Regions from separate parts of the Homo sapiens genome. Here region 1 is linked to region 2. A link is an interaction called in ENCODE POLR2A ChIA-PET data of the cell type or tissue named here. Cell type or tissue: PC-3. All regions are shown on one strand. Links, peaks and the distances in the headings refer to the core of each region. The heading gives the core; the rest is flanking DNA. Region 1 overlaps SAFB2 (scaffold attachment factor B2). Region 2 overlaps RFX2 (regulatory factor X2).

Region 1 (8,430 bases), core at 3,753-6,252, 480 kb after region 2:
AAACCAAATATGTAACCAGAAGGGAGAAAGAAGTGTGATGAGGGAGCAGTTCTGGTGGTTGGACTTCATAAGTGCCTGGAACTCTTCCCAGAGGTCTGACGGATAGGTTGAAGAGGGAAAGAAGAATTTGGAGCAGAAAGTTTGGGTGGTGTCTCTGATGCAAAAGAGAGAGGGGAGCACACAGGGTTGGATAGAAGCCAGAGGTGTTGCAGAGCAGCTGGGCCCGCCTCGCTGAGTCTGGGCCACCAGAAGGATTGGACCTATTGTCCTAAGTGAGACAGATGTCGGAAAAGGTTTTCAGCAGAGTAGAGAGATCATTTTGTTATGACAGGTTTCAGTTACAAATCAGTTTATGTTGGGAGAAGTATTTTTTTCTTAAATCCACTGTGACCTCTTCTCTGACAAAGGGGGTGTTTGCCAGCTGCAGCAGCCACTAGGTCAGCTTGGTCATGGGGTGGGTGGCATGGCAGGGCAGGGCCCAAACTCGGGAGAATGGGACAGACTGTTATCACTAGGGACCTGCTGTTACCAGGGAAACTGTTAAAATGAGCTGGTTTTCATCAGGTTATTGTAGGATGGAATACATTTTTTGGAGACAAGAAAGTTTTGTGGAAACAGGCATTTATTCACAGATGATTGAAAGCCATATTTACTGGTGAAATGTATGTGCCCCGTGTTTAAAGTGACTTGTGGATTTGCTTTTTCTTTTTTAAATAGGACATTGAAGAATCCCTTTTGGAGCCAGGTACTGATAAGAGAAACACGACAGTTATGGTTTGAAAGTTTTCACACTATTATTTTAAAGCTGTCTATATTTTAAGCTGTGTTATGATCTTGTAAATTGCTCTAATGGTGGACAATCCAGATCATACAAGGATCAGAGATTGGAAACCCATTCGTATCACCAGATCTGTGGAAGAGCCATTCTGGCTTCTTGAGGTCAAATACATTTGGTGCAATGTAGTAGTGATTCTTTTCATGTCTAACCACGTAGAGTGGCATTTAATTCCCCCGTCCCCGTGATTCCTCCATGTGTTTCTACACATGAAACAGATCTTGTGATATTTTGCTGCAGTCATTTTGATTAACGCAGTTAAGGCAGGATAAAGCTGTTGTCAGGGCACTTACCACCTGAGAAGTGACTGGATTCCAGAAGAGGAAACAGAGTTTCTCCGTGAAAATTTTCAACATATTATTCCCCTTCCGGACTGCGTTTATCTCCCACCGTCAGAAGAGATTCTGATTTTCATATTGGATTGTTCTGTTAAAAGAAATTCAAAGAAATTTGGAAGTTGAGCTGTCATTGAATGGTGATTGCATTCGGTTCAGCACCTTGGACATTGGAAAATCAGTCAGAAGACCCAGACTTGAACAAAAACTCGAAGAAGACTATTGAGAACCAGCCGCGTGGTTGTAGGTGTTTAAATCTGTGGGGGCCTTTTCTCTTCCGTGTAGCGTAGAGGCTTACCTAGAGGCGGTCGCGGCGCAGGTAGTGTAACCAGTATAACTTTGTGTACCCGCGGGTTTTCCAATCTCTGTGTAGCTAGCAGTTCTCTTCGTGTTAGTGTGGCAGCCGTGCCAGTTCCACATTTGTGATTGCTTTATTTCCCTGGTAATTAAACCTTGTGCCATTCTATTCCTGTTAAATCCGTAGAAAATGAGAAAATACTCGACATTTTGGGGGAAACTTGTAAATCTGAGCCAGTAAAAGAAGAAAGTTCCGAGCTGGAGCAGCCATTTGCACAGGACACAAGTAGCGTGGGGCCAGACAGAAAGCTTGCGGAGGAAGAGGACCTATTTGACAGCGCCCATCCGGAAGAGGGTGATTTAGATTTGGCCAGCGAGTCAACAGCACACGCTCAGTCGAGCAAGGCAGACAGCCTGTTAGCGGTAGTGAAAAGGGAGCCCGCGGAGCAGCCAGGCGATGGCGAGAGGACGGACTGTGAGCCTGTAGGGCTAGAGCCGGCAGTTGAGCAGAGTAGTGCGGCCTCCGAGCTCGCGGAGGCCTCTAGCGAGGAGCTCGCAGAAGCACCCACGGAAGCCCCAAGCCCAGAAGCCAGAGATAGCAAAGAAGACGGGAGGAAGTTTGATTTTGACGCTTGTAATGAAGTCCCTCCGGCTCCTAAAGAGTCCTCAACCAGTGAGGGCGCTGATCAGAAAATGAGGTTTGTTTTTTCTCAGTTTTAGACCAGACGCTATCTCCTTTTCATTGGTCATGTAATGACACACATAAGCTGTTTTTTTCTGCAATTGGCCAGCCAGACTGACGAAATTGTAGTTTTGCTTCTAAAGAATGTTTCGTTTCTCTTTGTGTGTTTTTAATGGGTGATTCAATTCCTTTTCTTTTTCTCAACCTACCATGGTTGTGTTCTTAAATTGTTAATTGTTATCTTCAGCTAAATCGAATTGACTTTTACAAATCTGACATTGTATTTTTGGGGTCAGATTTTCCAATATAAGCTTGCAGAGGTGTCTGTTAAAATTTTATTTCAGACTAATTTTCTGGTAGGTATTCAGTTTTAGCACATAATCATATTTTTAGTTTTGTTCTCTTTCGTTTTTTTCCTGTATGAGTAACATTAACTTTTGTCTCTAGCTCTTTTAAGGAAGAAAAAGATATAAAGCCAATCATTAAAGATGAAAAAGGTATGATTTAATTTAACGTGGTAGGGAGCCAGGTATGGTTCCCTTATTTTGGGAGGAGGGGCCTGGAGATATACACACTTTGGATTCAGTAATTTGTTTTGTTATGGGTTACCGGAATCAACCACCTAATGGTTTCTTGAGAGACTAGTTTTAGAAGTTCGCAAGCACCTGCATTTTATGTTTCTCTTGTGGTTGTCATCTATGGGATGGTGAAAAGCACATTACAAGAAAGGAATAATTCTGCTCATTGAAGACTGTTTCAAGGATTTTAGAGACTGCCGTCTTGGATGAGATCTGATCATCAAAAGACATTTCAGTTCATAACTGACATGGGCATGATTATTCCTTGAGTAAGGAAACTCAGTTTTTGCTGTCCAGATTTTCAGCCTTCTGTGTGTTGGCATGTGTGTGTGCGTTAAATTCTTAAGTCAGCAGTTGGGATTGGGCGTCGTTAGGGTTTTTAAAGAGGGCTGCGGTCTTAAGAATGGTTGTGCTTCCTGTTAGGCCTTGGGGTGATGCCTAAGAATCTCCCTCTCGTGCCAGGTCGGGTCGGCAGCGGTTCTGGTCGGAACCTGTGGGTCAGCGGGCTGTCCTCCACAACACGCGCTACGGATCTCAAGAACCTTTTCAGCAAGTATGGGAAGGTATGCCTTCCCTTGCCTCATACCATCCACTGTGATTCAGAGTTAAAAAGGAAGCTCTGCTGGGCACGGTGGTTCACGTCTATAATCCCAGCAGTTTGGGAGGCTGAGGCAGGAGGATTGCTTGAGCCCAGGAGTTCAAGACCAGCCTGGGCAACATAGCAAGATGTTGTGTTTACTAAAAAATGGAACGACAGCAGCGAAGCTCGCCCAGTCTTGTGCAGTGCACCTTGTTTCCTGACTCACAGTAACTAGGGTGCGGAGCAGGGCAGGTGGTTGGTCATATCACAACAGTGCTCAGAACAGCTGTATAAACAGCTTCTCTCTCAATGTTCTTGGGGTTCTTTCTAACTGGTCTCAAAGAGACTGGTGGTCTTTTGTCTTGTGCAAAACTTAAAGCTTACATGATGAGATTTTTCCCTTAAGAATAATTTGGGAGGCCGAGGCGGGCGTATCACCTAAAGTCAGGAGTTGGAGACCAGCCTGGCCAACATGGCGAAACCCTGTCTCTGCTAAAAATACAAAAATCAGCCAGCCGTGGTGTTCTGTGCCTGTAGTCGCAGCTACTCGGGAAGCTGAGGTGGGAGAATCACTTGAACCCAGGAGGCAGAGGTTGCAGTGAGCCAAGATTGTGCCACTGCACTCCAGCCTGGGTAACAGAGCGAGACTATGTCATAAAAAAAAAAAAAAAAAAAAAGAATGAAGTGAATAATTGACTTTCATATCATTTAGCATTTTAAGTATATAGTCTCATAACTAGAACATGATCGTGGTTCAAAAATAAATCACTAAGATGCTGCTCATGGGGGTGGGAGAAAAATAGTACAATTCAGCAGCTTTCCAAAGGAAGGTGAGGACAATTTAAAATGATTCCACTGTTTGAAATTAATTAAGAGTCTTCTTTTTTTGTTTGTTTGTTGTTCTTTTTTTTTTTTTTTTTTTTTTTGAGACTGCGTCTCGCTCTGTTGCCCAGGCTGAAGTGCAGTGGTGTGATCTTGGCTCACTGCAGCCTCCGCCTCCCTCCCAGGTTCAAGTGATTCTCGTGCCTTAGCTTCTCGAGTAGCTGGGATTACAGGCACCCACCACCATGCCTGGCTAATTTTTGTATTTTCAGTAGAGATGGGGTTTCGCCATGTTGGCCAGACTGGTCTCCAACTCCTGACCTATGTGATCTGCCTGCTTGGCCTCCCAAAATGCTGGGATTACAGGCGTGAGCCACCGCGCCTAGCCAAGAGTCTTCTGGTAAGCAATTGGCACTGCCCTGGTCTCCTGGGTGCCTCTGGGGAGTGGCTTCCAAGGGACAAGGTTCGGACCATTTAGTGTCTGGAGGGTGCCCTGATTCCAGGCAGAGTGGGCCCTGTCTGACACAGTTTTCTGGCTACAGAAGCCGTTCCTTTGTCTAGGTCTGTGTCACCCGATCAGGTGTTGGTTAATGTTTCATTGCTTAAGAAGCGGACAGGACCCGGAGAAAGCGTGCTGTTCAATTTTTCTCTGAACAGTCTGTGTGTTCAGCAAGGGCTTAGGAAATTCTTATAGCCATGAATAACCTGTTTATTCAGTTACTTTGTTGACTTCACTCGGACACTGATGATTAAGCAGAGGTAAACATACGTGGTCACTGTCATCACAGATTTTTTAGTCTGGCGGGAAAAAGACCATTTAAGAAATAAACACATATGATGTGTTGTGATGAGCGTATTAAGGAATATTAGAGCACGCCGTCAGTGTGTTGGGGAGGCCGTGTTTAGATTTGGGAGGCAGCTTCAGCAGAGCTCGCTGAAGAAGTGACATTCAGCTGAGGCGTGAGTGACAGAGTTGGCCTTACCTGTGGGGCTCAGCTCTGGACAAAAACAGAAGGACGTAGGAAGGCCAGAGGGGCAGGACACCACTCAGCTACTTGACTGAAGTATGCAGAGCCTCCAGGGCGGATGGCATAGCTCAGGGATAGGGACATACAAGCTTAGTATGGTGCCTGCTCTCATTTGGGTTTTGTCTGTCATCAGAAGAGATATACTTGTAAGGATGATTAATTTGATGGGAAGGTAGAATGGGAAGTGGCATCTGTGTTTCTCTCAGGAGAGTCTTCTGTCCCTTTGGCCCTGGACAGATTCAGGCAGAGCCTTGACTCCTCCATTTGTGTGGTCAAAACCAAGGACGTCAGATGGGAACCTCAAGCTTGTGGGTTCCACCTTGTCATTTCACAGTTGGGGCCATGAGGTCCAGAGACGGGGAATGCCTTGCTTAGGTTGATGCCCTGAGTCAGAGATAGGGCAGAGACCAGGACTCCTGTGTCCCGGGGAAATGTTTACTCTGCGCGCCAGTGGTGGTGGGCTTGGCGTTAGATCTACTGTCTTGTTCTCTATTTTCTGTTCATGTTTGTTTATTGATCTCTTTTTCCCATTTATCTGCCTTCTTGTGGGTCGAGTCCTTTTTATGACTGATGGCTTATTTGCTCTAACTCTGTGTCATTGTGGTTTACTGTAGGATTACAGTACACATCTTCCCTTACAGTCTGTCTGCAAGGGGTGCTCTGTTGGTTTCAGCGTAGTGCAAGAACTCTGTGGGAATATACTTGCATTTCCCCTCCCGTCGATCTTTGTGATGTTATTGTCATACGGTTTACTTCTCTTTAAGAAGTCACCCAATATTTTATTGGCTTTGACTTGTTGTGGTTTGGCTTTTTTGCTTTGAACAGTTGTGTTTTTTTTTGTTTTTGTTTTTGTTTTTGTTTGTTTTTGAGACGGAGTCTCGCTCTGTCGCCTAGGCTGGAGTGCAGTGGCGCGATCTCGGCTCACTGCAAGCTCTGCCTCCTGGGTTCATGCCATTCTCCTGCCTCAGCCTCCCAAGTAGCTGGAACTACAGGTGCCCGCCACCAGGCCTGGCTAATTTTTTGTATTTTAAGTAGAGATGGGGTTTCACTGTGTTAGTCAGGATGGTCTTGATCTCCTGACCTCGTGATCCTCCCACCTCGGCCTCCCAAAGTGCTGAGATTACAGGCGTGAGCCACCACGCCCAGCCAAACAGTTATATTTTAAAGAGACCCAGAAATGACAGGAAAAAATCATGTTCACCTCACCAGGTGCTCTTCGTTGCTTTTTGTTGTATATCCAAGTTCCCATCGGAGATCATCTTCCTCCCTCCTGAAGGAATTGAATGTTTCCTGTAGTGCAGGTTTGCTGGTGATACGTTCTTGTTTCTTTTGCATGTCAGAAAAAGTCTTTACTTTGTCTTCATTTTGAAATAAATTTTCACTGGGTATAGAATTCTAGGTTAATTTAATCTTTGTTCCTTCAGTTACCAATTTGTGTCTTTTCTCTCTCTTTTTCTGTGGCTGCTTTTAAGTTTCTTCTGGTTTTTTTGTTTTGTTTTGTTTTCCCTTAGAGACAGGATCTCACTGTGTCACCCAGGCTGGAGTACAGTGGTGCTCACTGCAGCCTCGAGCTCCCGGGCTCAAGCGATCCTCTCACCTCAGCCTCCTGAGTAGCTGAGACCACAGGCATGTACCACTACACCCAGCTAATTTTTAAAATTTTTGGTACAGATGTGGTTTCTCTGTGTTGCCCAGGCTGGTTTTGAACACCTGGCCTCAAGTGATCTACCTGCCTTGGCCTCACAAAGTGCTGGGATTACAGGCATGAGCCACTGTGCCCAGCCTGTGCCTGGTAATTTTTTACTGGATGTTGTGAATTGTATTTTTTGGGTGCTAGTTATACTTGTATCTCTACAAATACCCTTGAGCTTTTTTCTGGGACACAGCTGAGGTACTGGACACACACTAAGGCAGGGCCAAAGTAGCCTTCAGTTTGGGCTGATTTTGTCTCACCACTGGGCAGTGCCCTCTGAGTAGTGGGTCTGATGGCCCGTGAATTACCAGCCTTTCCACCCTGGCTATTGGGAAGAGCAAACCATTTGTGGCCCTGAGTGCCCCTCCAGTGGTTGTTCCCTCTGCTCCTGATTGTTCCCTCTGCTCCTTATGGGTGGTGCTGTCCCAGCCTCTGGTTTCCTCGCACACGTGTGCACTGGGTGGGAGGAACCCTCTGTGGGTCTCTTCAGCTTGCTCTGCGTGGCTCTGTGTGGCTGTGTCCTCTCTGATACTCAGTTCCGTGATTTCTCTCTGTCTTGGTCTCAGAATCTCAGTGCTGTCTTACCCATCCCCCATTGCCTGGGAATCTAGGCAGTGAGCAGGGGCAGTCAGGGAGCTCTCAGGGATTGTTGTCTTGGGCAGCCTGATGTCCAGGATCTGAAAACTGTCGTTGCCTACGTTTCATCACATTTGTTAGTTGTTTCAGGCAGGAAGACAATGCTTAGTTCTCCCATCTCAGCCAGAAGTGGAAGTCCTTTCCCCATGGGGACATTTCTGACAGTCCATGTCTGTGTCAGAGCTCTTCTCAGGCCCAGCTGGAGTGGATGGGTGCATTTCTTAGTAGCCCCACAGCTGTTTGTGGGCACAGTGGAAATAGAGAAAACAATGTGGATGGGTAGGACTTCTGGTTATTAGTTGTGAGTAATGAAGTTTAATGGTTTTATAACCTTGCATGTTTGTGTGTTTTCCTTGTGATGACTTATCTTGTATTAAAAGCAGTTGTATTTAGTGGCTGGGTGCGGTGTCTCATGCCTGTAATCCCAGCACTTTGGGAGGCCGACTTGGGTAGATCACTTGAGGTCAGGAGTTGGAGACCAGCCTGGCCAACATGGAGAAACCCCATCTCTACTAAAAACACAAAAATTAGCCAGGCGTGGTGGCGGGCGCCTGTAATCCCAGCTACTTCGGAGGCTGAGGCGGGAGAATTGCTTGAACCCAGGAGGCGGAGGTCGCGGTGAGCCGAGATCGCGACACTGCACTCCAGCCTGGGTGACAGAGCGAAACTGTCTCAAAAAAAAAAAAAGCAATTGTATTTGGATAGGTCAGGATTAATTAGAACCAATTCAGTAACTAAAATGGAAAACTACCATATGGGGAGAGGTGACAAATAGTGAAAATGATTCTGATTGCCAGGTAATAACTTTAGCAAGTTGTGTGGTCATTTGTATGAGAGAGTAAGAGTGCCCTTTTTCATGAAGGTTGTCGGGGCCAAAGTGGTAACGAACGCCCGCAGCCCGGGGGCTCGATGCTATGGATTCGTCACCATGTCGACATCTGACG
Region 2 (8,430 bases), core at 2,701-5,200:
AATGCCTACCTCCCGCAGTTCATTCCTCATTCAGTCCCTCGGCTTATTCTGTTGATGGGTCTCATGTAAACACGTTTTGCGGCTTAGACTCAGAGTTCCTGAAACAGATTTCCCCACACCTACTTCTCTCCCATCACTCGAGATTTTCACAAACAGTCTGTTAGGGATCGTGTCCAACAGATATTGTTGTTTGTTACTGAAGTTTATTTCTGAAAATGTTCGAATTGTACTTTGTACGTTCTCGTGCCTAATTTTCTCATAATTATGAGAATATTGCATTTTACTTCTCCTGAGGTGAGGAATGCAGGAATGCTTTTAGTCTCTATATCATTGTTTCTCTTCGTGGCTGGCATTTGCCAGCACTCAGCGTCATCTTCTTTTTTCAATTGTGATAAAATTCACATACAATTCACCTTTTTTTTTTTTTTGAAGATAGGGTCTTGCTCTGTCGCCCAGGCTGCAGTGGGGTGGTGCGATCATGGCTTATTGCAGCCTCCACCTTCTGGGCTGGGACTATAGGTGCACGCCACCATGCCTGGCTAATTTTTTGTAGAGACAAGGTCTCACTATGTTGCCCAGGCTGGTCTCAAACTCCGGGATTCAAGCAATCCCCAGCCTCAGCCTCCCAAAGTGCTGGGTTTACAGGCATGCGCCACCACACCCAGCCCAAAATTTACCATTTTAACCACTTTAAAATGGTTTTCATTTGGTGGATTTTAGGATTTTCACAGTGTTGTGAAGCCATCATCACTCTCTAATTCCAGAACATTTCCATCACCGTGAAAAGAAACTCCATACCTATTAGAAGTCGATCACAGTCCCCTACTCCCAGCCCCTGGCAAACACCAAGTCTGCTTCTTGTCTATGTGGGTTTTCCTATTCTGAATATTTCCTGTAAATAGAATCATACAATATGTGACCTTTTTCGTGACTGACTTCTTTCACTTGTGTGTATATAAATATATATTTAAGCCCTGGAAGGTTGGGTAATATTGTTTTGCAGTTCATCCACATTGTAGCCTGTGTCAGAGCTTCATTCTTTTTTATGGCTGAATAGTATTCCACTCCATGGGTGGACCACATCTGTTTATGCATTCATCCCTTGATGGGCATTTGGGTTGTTTCTACCTTTTGACTATTACGAATAGTGCTGCTATGAATATTTGTGGACAAGCTTTTGCCTGGACATATAGCTTCATTTCTTCAGGGAATATACCTAGGAGTGGAGTTGCTGAGTCGTATGGTAACTGCAAGTTAACTGCCAAATTGTCCTTTCACAGTCCCACCGGCAGGGAGTGAGGGCTCCAGTTTCTCCACATCCTCACCAACACTTTTATTTTTCCCTGTTTTTAGTATAACCAGCCTCGTAGGTGTGAAGTGGTGTTTCATGGTGGTTCTTATTTGTGTTTCTGTAATGACTGATGATGCTGAGCCTCTTTTCATGTGCTTTCATCTGTCTATAGCTCTTCTTTGGAGAAATGTGTATTCTTTTTTTTTTTTTTTTTTGAGACAGAGTCTCACTATGTCACCCAGGCTGTAGTGCAATGGCGTGATCTTGGCTCACTGCAACCTCACCCGGCTGAGAAATTTGTATTCAAAGGTGTTATCTGGGCTGGCATGGTGGCTCATGCTTGTAATCTCAGCACTTTGGGAGGCTGATGCAGGAAGATCACTTGAGCTCAGTAGTTCAAGACCAGCCTGGGCAACATGGTGAAACCCTGTCTCTATGAAAAATTCAAAATGCAAAAATAGCCAGGTGTGGTGGTGTGGGCCTCTGGTCTCAACTACTCCAGAGGGTGAGGTGGGAGGACCTCTTGAGCCTGGGACGTTGAGGCTGCAGTGAGCGATGTACATGCCACTGTACTCCAGCCTGAGTGACAAAAGCGAGAACCTGTCTCAAAACAAACAAACAAACAATCCAAAGATGTTATCTTATACAAACAATCCAAAGATGTTATCTCATATAATAATTTTCTCTAATCCACAAGTTTCTGTTCCTCTGTGAAATGCCCAAAGACCCTGAATCATGAAGGTCCCCAGCACATGTAAGAGCTACACAGGGTGGTGGAGGGAAGGGAGGGTGACAGTTCATTCAGATGCTACAACAAAAATATTAGAGACTGGCTGGCTTCTAAACAACAGGAATGTGTTGCAGTCAGCTCTGGAGGCTGGGAAGTCCAAGATCAAGGCACTGGCAGATTCAGTGTCTGGGGAGGGCCTGCTTTCTGGTTCGGCTTCTGCCTTCTAGCTGTGTCCTCACGTGATGGAAGGGGCAGGGGAGGTCTCTGGGGCCTCTTTTGCAAGGACCCTAATCCCATTCCTGTGGGTGCCATGCTCATGACCTAATCATCTCCCAAAGGCCCCACCTCCAGATGCCGTCATATTGGGGGTTAGGTTTCAACATGTGAGTTTTGGGGGGACACAACATTCCAACCATAGCACAGGGTCAGAATCCAGAGGACATGAGGGCTGGCCTCCCCCTTCCCTGTGACATTGCTCCAGCTCCTGCCCGTGCACACTCCCTTTTCAGAGACTGCCCAAAACCCCACATCCTCCGCCACTGAGATGGAGACAGGACAGGAGTGTTGGTCTTCACCCCCAGAGTGTCCCTGACCTGCTGGACGCAGATTTCTAGCGTGGTTATTTGTCATTACATGGGCTATTTGATACCTGCCCTTTTATTTATTTGGAGTTATTTTAGGCTCTGTTTTAAAGACATGAGTCCAAACATCTGAGTCTAATACAGAGTGGGCAAACTAGCCCATGGGCTAAATCCAACTCACTGCCTGTTTTTGTACAGCCCATGAACTAAGAATGCTTTTTTCCTACATTTTTAAGTAGTTGGAAAAATCAAAAGAAGAATATTTTAGGACATACAAAATTATCTGAAATTCACATTTCAGTGTCCATAAATTGTGCTTGCTTCAGCAGCAAATATACTAAAACTGGAACCATAAATAAAGTTTTATTGGCACACAGCCACAGTCATTTCACCCTACAATGGATGGGGTTGAGTCATCTTGACAGCGAGCGCTTGACCTGCAAAACCTAAAATATTTACTATTCCACATTTTACAAAAAAAGCTTGCCACCCCCTGGTCTAACGCACATTACTTGGCTATATGTGACTAGTACTCATGTGTATATGAATGTGATGCTGATTTTGAGGTTTATAAAACCCCTTAGGCTCTTCAATGGTGTTTAACATATTTTTGCTTTCTCTAAGAGAGAGAGGAATAATATTTACTTTGTTATCTTCTCCAGTTTGTTGTAATTAAAGAAGAGTCTTTGGCTACATCCATCTTGCAGGATGAATTTCGTTGCCTTCTTATACCTATGAGAACTGTGCCTTTAAAAAAAAATGCTGGGCTGGCATGGTGACTCAAGCCTGGAATCCCAGCACTTTGGGAGGCTGAGGCGGGTGGATCACCTGAGGTCGAGAGTTCGAGACCAGTCTGACCAACAGGGAGAAACCCCATCTCTACTAAAAATACAGAATTAGCGGGGCATGGTGGCACATGCCTGTAATACTAGCCACTCAGGAGGCTGAGGCAGGAGAATCGCGGGAGGCGGAGGTTGCAGTGAGCCGAGATCACGCCACTGCTGTCCAGCCTGGGCAACAAAAGTGAAACTCCGTCTCAAAAAAAAAAAAAAAAAAAAAAAAAGCTGTAGTGCCCTGGCCCTTCTCTGTGGCATTCTTCTTTGTCTTTCAGGCCCTGGCCAGCCTGGGTTAGGCTTAGAGCAGCACTCTGGGCTGGGAAGGGCTCTGTGTTCAGGGGTCATTGCTTCCTCTTTGTTCTCGTCTCTGACTCACCAACATGCAGCTCTGGGTGACTGTCCCTTGAGGACTGTGGCTTCCTGGCGGGTTAAGCCAGTTCTGGAAGTGGGTGTGCAGCTTATGGCAGCCAGGAGTGGTTTCTGAAATTAATTACTGCTCTAGATGATGATGTAAGGAGTGAGACTCCTGGGGAGAAACTGCCCATGTGGAGAAACCCAGCACCTGTAACCCATCACCTTCGTATCAAAACACGCTGTCCACCTAAGAAGGGCGAATGTGCCATGGCTAATCAAGGAAAATAATTTCTGTTTAGCTGTCAAAAAAGCTATTTCCATGATATCAGCCCTTTGATTTGGAGCTGAAACCTCCAAATCAAAATAAATTCTGCAGCATCTGAATCTTTTGTTGTAGCTGGATTTTTTAGAGTGAAGGCATTGCTAGGAATTACTGACAGAGTCCAGGGAGGGGCTAGAATTGGAATCGGGCTTCTCTGAGGTGAGAAAGTTAGTGGGGACTCGCCTTAATGCCTGGCTGTGGAACTGATCAAGGTCACTGGCTAGATGTGGTAAATCAGATGGGCTTCCTTGGGTTGGATGGGTGGATGCTAGAAAAAACTGCACTTCTCTCTAAGTCCCTTTACTCGCCTCTGGCAGGCATCTCCCTCCTGGGCTTCCTCTGATCCTCGATCCTCAATTCCTGGGCTTGGTGGACTGTGGGTTAATTATCTCCTAAGTGTTCTTTGAAAGCAGAGCCAATTATCAGCACAGTCCCTTCCCAGGCTGTTTGAATTCCTAAATACAGGGCAGTGGGAGGGAGGAGTAGCCACCTGTGGACTGTGGCTCCCTGCTGGAGACGGGTGTGCGTCTCGCTTCGCCCCTGTGAAGGTTATGCCTGTCGCCCTGTCTATCATGAGTCTGTCTCTGCAGCTTGTGGCTTCTGACCCGCTGCGACCATCTGCCTGTGCTCAGTCCCCACCCAGGAAGTGAACTGATTCTGTCACTTTCTTCTAAAGACCACAGATCTGCCTGGTTTATACAACGAAGCTCGTCTGAATTGGAGTCCTCAAATTTGTGAATTTAAGTTTTAAAAGATTAAAAAAAAAAAGACATACTGCTGTAGCCCAGTGGTTTTTAATCTTTCATCAGTCTGGATCTCTTTCAAAATCTGCTCAACACTGGGAATTTCTCCTCAGAAGAACAGGCATGGAAGGGCAAAAATTACATGACAATCTACGTTAGTAGTAAACAGAAAAGGCAGAGGTGCCCATGTGATGTTTGTATCTCTGTAGAGTTGTGTGGTCAGAACAGACAAATTCCCTTTGCAAATAATAGTAAGGAAGCGCATCACTGAAAACAGGAATGAGCCGTGTGCGTGGATGCATCCATTACTGTCAAAGGGGAGACACAGAAGTCATCTAATTCCTGTGAGCTTCTCTTGCAATTCACTTTTACAGTGCCCTTTCCGGCAAGATTAGATTCTTGTGTGTTATTACTTAACTTTAATTATTTGCTTATAATGCAGTCATGCCATGCATAACATTTCCGTCAACAGCAGACCACATATACAAGTGATCCCATAAGATTATAATGCTGTATTTTTCCTGTACCTTTTCTATGCTTAGCCATGTTTGGAGATACAAATACTTACCACTGTGTTACAATTGCCTGCACTGTTCACTGCAGTCACATGCTAGACAGGTTTGTAGCCTGGGAGCAATAGGTTATACCATACAGCCCAGGTGTGCTACGTAGGTTGTAGCGTCTAGGTTTCTGTAAGTATCACTCTGTGATATTCGCACAATGATGAAATTGCCTGAGGTTGCATTGCTGAGAACGTATCCCTGTCAGGAAGCGACTCATGGCCGTATTTTACTCCTGCAAGGGTGCCAAGATCATTCGATGGGGTAAATACAGTCTTTCCAATAAATGATGCTGGGAAAACTGGGTTTCCACATTCAAAAGAATGAAATTGGATCTCCCCTGCCTTTTTTTTTTTTTTTTTTTTTTTGAGACAGGATCTTGTTCTATCACCCAGGCTGGAGTGCAGTGGTACAATCATGGCTCACTGCAGCCTCGGCCTCCTGGGCTCAAGAGATCCTCCTGCTTCTGCCTCCCAACTAGCTGGGACCACAGGCATATGCCACCATGCCAGGCTAATTTTTAAATTTTTTATAGAGACGAGGTCTCACTATGTTGCCCAGGCTGGTCTTGAACTCCTGGCCTCAGGCAATCCTCCCACCTCACCCTCCCAAAGTGCTGGGATTACAGGCGTGAGCCACTGTGCCCAGCCAGGACTTTTATTTTATAACATACACAAAAATTAACTCAAAATGGATCAAAGACCTAAACATAAGAGCTAAAACTGTAAAATTCTTAGCAGAAAACATAGGGAGACATCTTTATGACACTGGATCTGGCAATGATTTCTTGGATAGGACATCAAAAGCACTCACGACAAAAGGAAAAACAGAAGGATTAGGCCATCAGCGTTCAAAACTTTTGTGCATCAAAGAACAGTAGCAACAGAGTAAAAAGACAACCCAAGGAATGGAAGAAAATGTTTCCAAATCATTTCTAATAAGAGGTTAATATTCAAAATAGATAAAGAATTTCTGTAACTCAGCAAAAAAATTTTTTAATGGGCAGAGGACTTGAGTAGATATTTCTCTTTCTTCAAAGAAGATATTCAGATGGCCAATAAGCAGTTGGAAAGGTGCTTCATACCAGTTATCATTGCAGAAATGCAAATCAAAACCCTAATAAGATACCACTTCACACCCATTACGATGACTGTTACCCAAAAGAAGAAAGACAGAAAAATGTTGATAAGAATATGGAAAAATTGGAACTGAACCCATGTGAACTGTTGGTAGGTGTGCAAAATAGTGTAGCTGCTTTGGAAAACAGTATTTGTACACTCAGACAGGGATTTGTACACTCATGTTCATAGCAGCATGATTTACAATAGCTAAAATGTGGCAGCAACTCAAGTGTCCACCAACAAATGAATGGATAAATAAAATGTGATCCATCTATACAATGGAATACTATTCAGCCTTGAAAAAGGAAGGAAATTCTGACACAGGCTGCAACATGGACATTATGCATTATGCTTAAGGACATCATGCTCAGTGAAAGAAATCAGACACAAAAGGACAAATCCAGCCGGGCGCAGTGGCTCACACCTCTAATCCCAGCACTCTGGGAGGCCAAGGTGGGTGGTGGATCACCTGAGGTCAGGAGTTTGAGACCAGCCTGGCCAACATGGTGAAACCCAGCCTCTACTAAAAATATAAAATTAGCCGGGCGTGGTGGCAGGCACCTGTAATCCCAGCTACTTGGGAGGCTGCAGCAGGAGAATCACTTGAACCCAGGAGGCAGAGGTTGCAGAGAGCCAAGATCGCACCACTGCACTCCTGCCTGGGCAACAAGAGCGAGATTCTGTCTCAAAAAAAAGAAAGAAAGAAAGAAAAAAAAGGACAAATCCAGTGTGATTCCACCCCTAGGAGGTCCCTAGAGTCATCAGATCCATAGCGACAGAAAGTAGAATGGTGGGTGCCAGGGGCTGGGGAGGGGGTAGGGAGTGAGTGTTTCATGGGGACAAAGTTTCAATTTGGGAAGATGAGAATGTTCTGGAGATGGATGGAGGTGATGGTTGCACAACAGTGTGAGTGTGCTTAATGCTACTGAACTGTATATTAAACATGGTTAAAATGGTAAATTGTACATTATGCACATTTTACCACAATTAATGATAAAGAGTAATTGACTCGTCATATTTCCCAGCATTACTTTACTAGGAGGCATATGCTTTTTATGGTTTGCCTCTAGTAAGTCCCTACGCTGTCCTGCTAAAGCAGAGGATCACAGCTTTAATAAAGACCCTAAATATTTATCTTGCCTGTGGTCATGTATAGCTGAACAATGCACAGCGAACTCATTTAGTTTCCATGCGCTTAACTGGGCTAACTCTGCTTTTGAGCCTAATGGAAAGCTTGGGGCAGGTGGAGGACCGGTTCTTTAGCACTCACAGACGATTCCCACACCACACTCCCATATCCGGTCTTCTCTGCCGAGAATTCTCCCTGCCCAAGAGGTCTGGGGTGCCCTGGACACGTGTGCTCATCTCCTGTATTTGGAGATCTGGGGCTGGGAAGAGAATGTAAAGCAACCTAAACAGTAATTTAAGAATGGAGAAAATGGGACTAAATTATTCAGACACGTTTGAGTGCCTACTCGCTAGCAGGCATTTTCCGCTGCCTATAATTATGAGTAAGACATGTTCCCCCAAAGGCCATCCAAGATAGGGGTCACAGCCTGGGCAAGATGGTGAGACCCCATCTGTACAAAAAATTAAAAAATTACCCGGGCATGGTGGCACATACCTGTGGTCTCAGCTTCTGGGGAAGCTGAGCAGGAGGATCACTTGAGCTCTGGAAGTGGAGGCTGCAGTGAGCCATGTTTGCACCACTGCACTCCAGCCTGGATGACAGAGCAAGACCCGGCCTCAGAATAAATAAATAAATGAATAAAAATTAAAAAAAAAAAAAACGGGTCAGCAGACTACATCTAGCACACTACTGTGGGTTTTTATTTTTGTTTTTAGTTTCCACGAGTTGAGAATATTTTTTGCGTTTTTAAATGATTGGAAAC

What was found. ChIA-PET counts read pairs that join two places held together with the same protein. Peaks named below come from ENCODE experiments on the same cell type or tissue, not always from the same donor. Only the 100,000 strongest peaks of a DNase experiment are listed, where the experiment ranks them.
Region 1: POLR2A ChIA-PET joins it to region 2 with 13 read pairs; 1 of 35 experiments calls an interaction of 5 or more read pairs at or near these places.

Annotation. Positions count from the first base shown.
Region 1 is chr19:5,604,855-5,613,284 of GRCh38, reverse strand. It overlaps SAFB2 (scaffold attachment factor B2), which reads left to right. Exons shown (of 21, transcript NM_014649.3): 6 at 718-745; 7 at 1,655-2,165; 8 at 2,597-2,646; 9 at 3,190-3,290; 10 at 8,349-8,430. Among named protein-coding and RNA genes, the nearest start is that of SAFB2, 14 kb to the left of the region's middle. RefSeq lists an enhancer at 276-1,475. In PC-3, for the core only: no CTCF peak of the experiment used is centred there; a DNase peak (open chromatin) is centred at 4,814; H3K27ac peaks cover 2,500 bases.
Region 2 is chr19:6,083,447-6,091,876 of GRCh38, reverse strand. All of the region lies in intron 1 of RFX2 (regulatory factor X2), which reads left to right. Among named protein-coding and RNA genes, the nearest start is that of RFX2, 23 kb to the left of the region's middle. RefSeq lists enhancers at 4,096-4,595, 4,605-4,674, 4,596-5,097. In PC-3, for the core only: no CTCF peak of the experiment used is centred there; DNase peaks (open chromatin) are centred at 3,006 and 3,806; H3K4me3 peaks cover 977 bases; H3K27ac peaks cover 2,274 bases.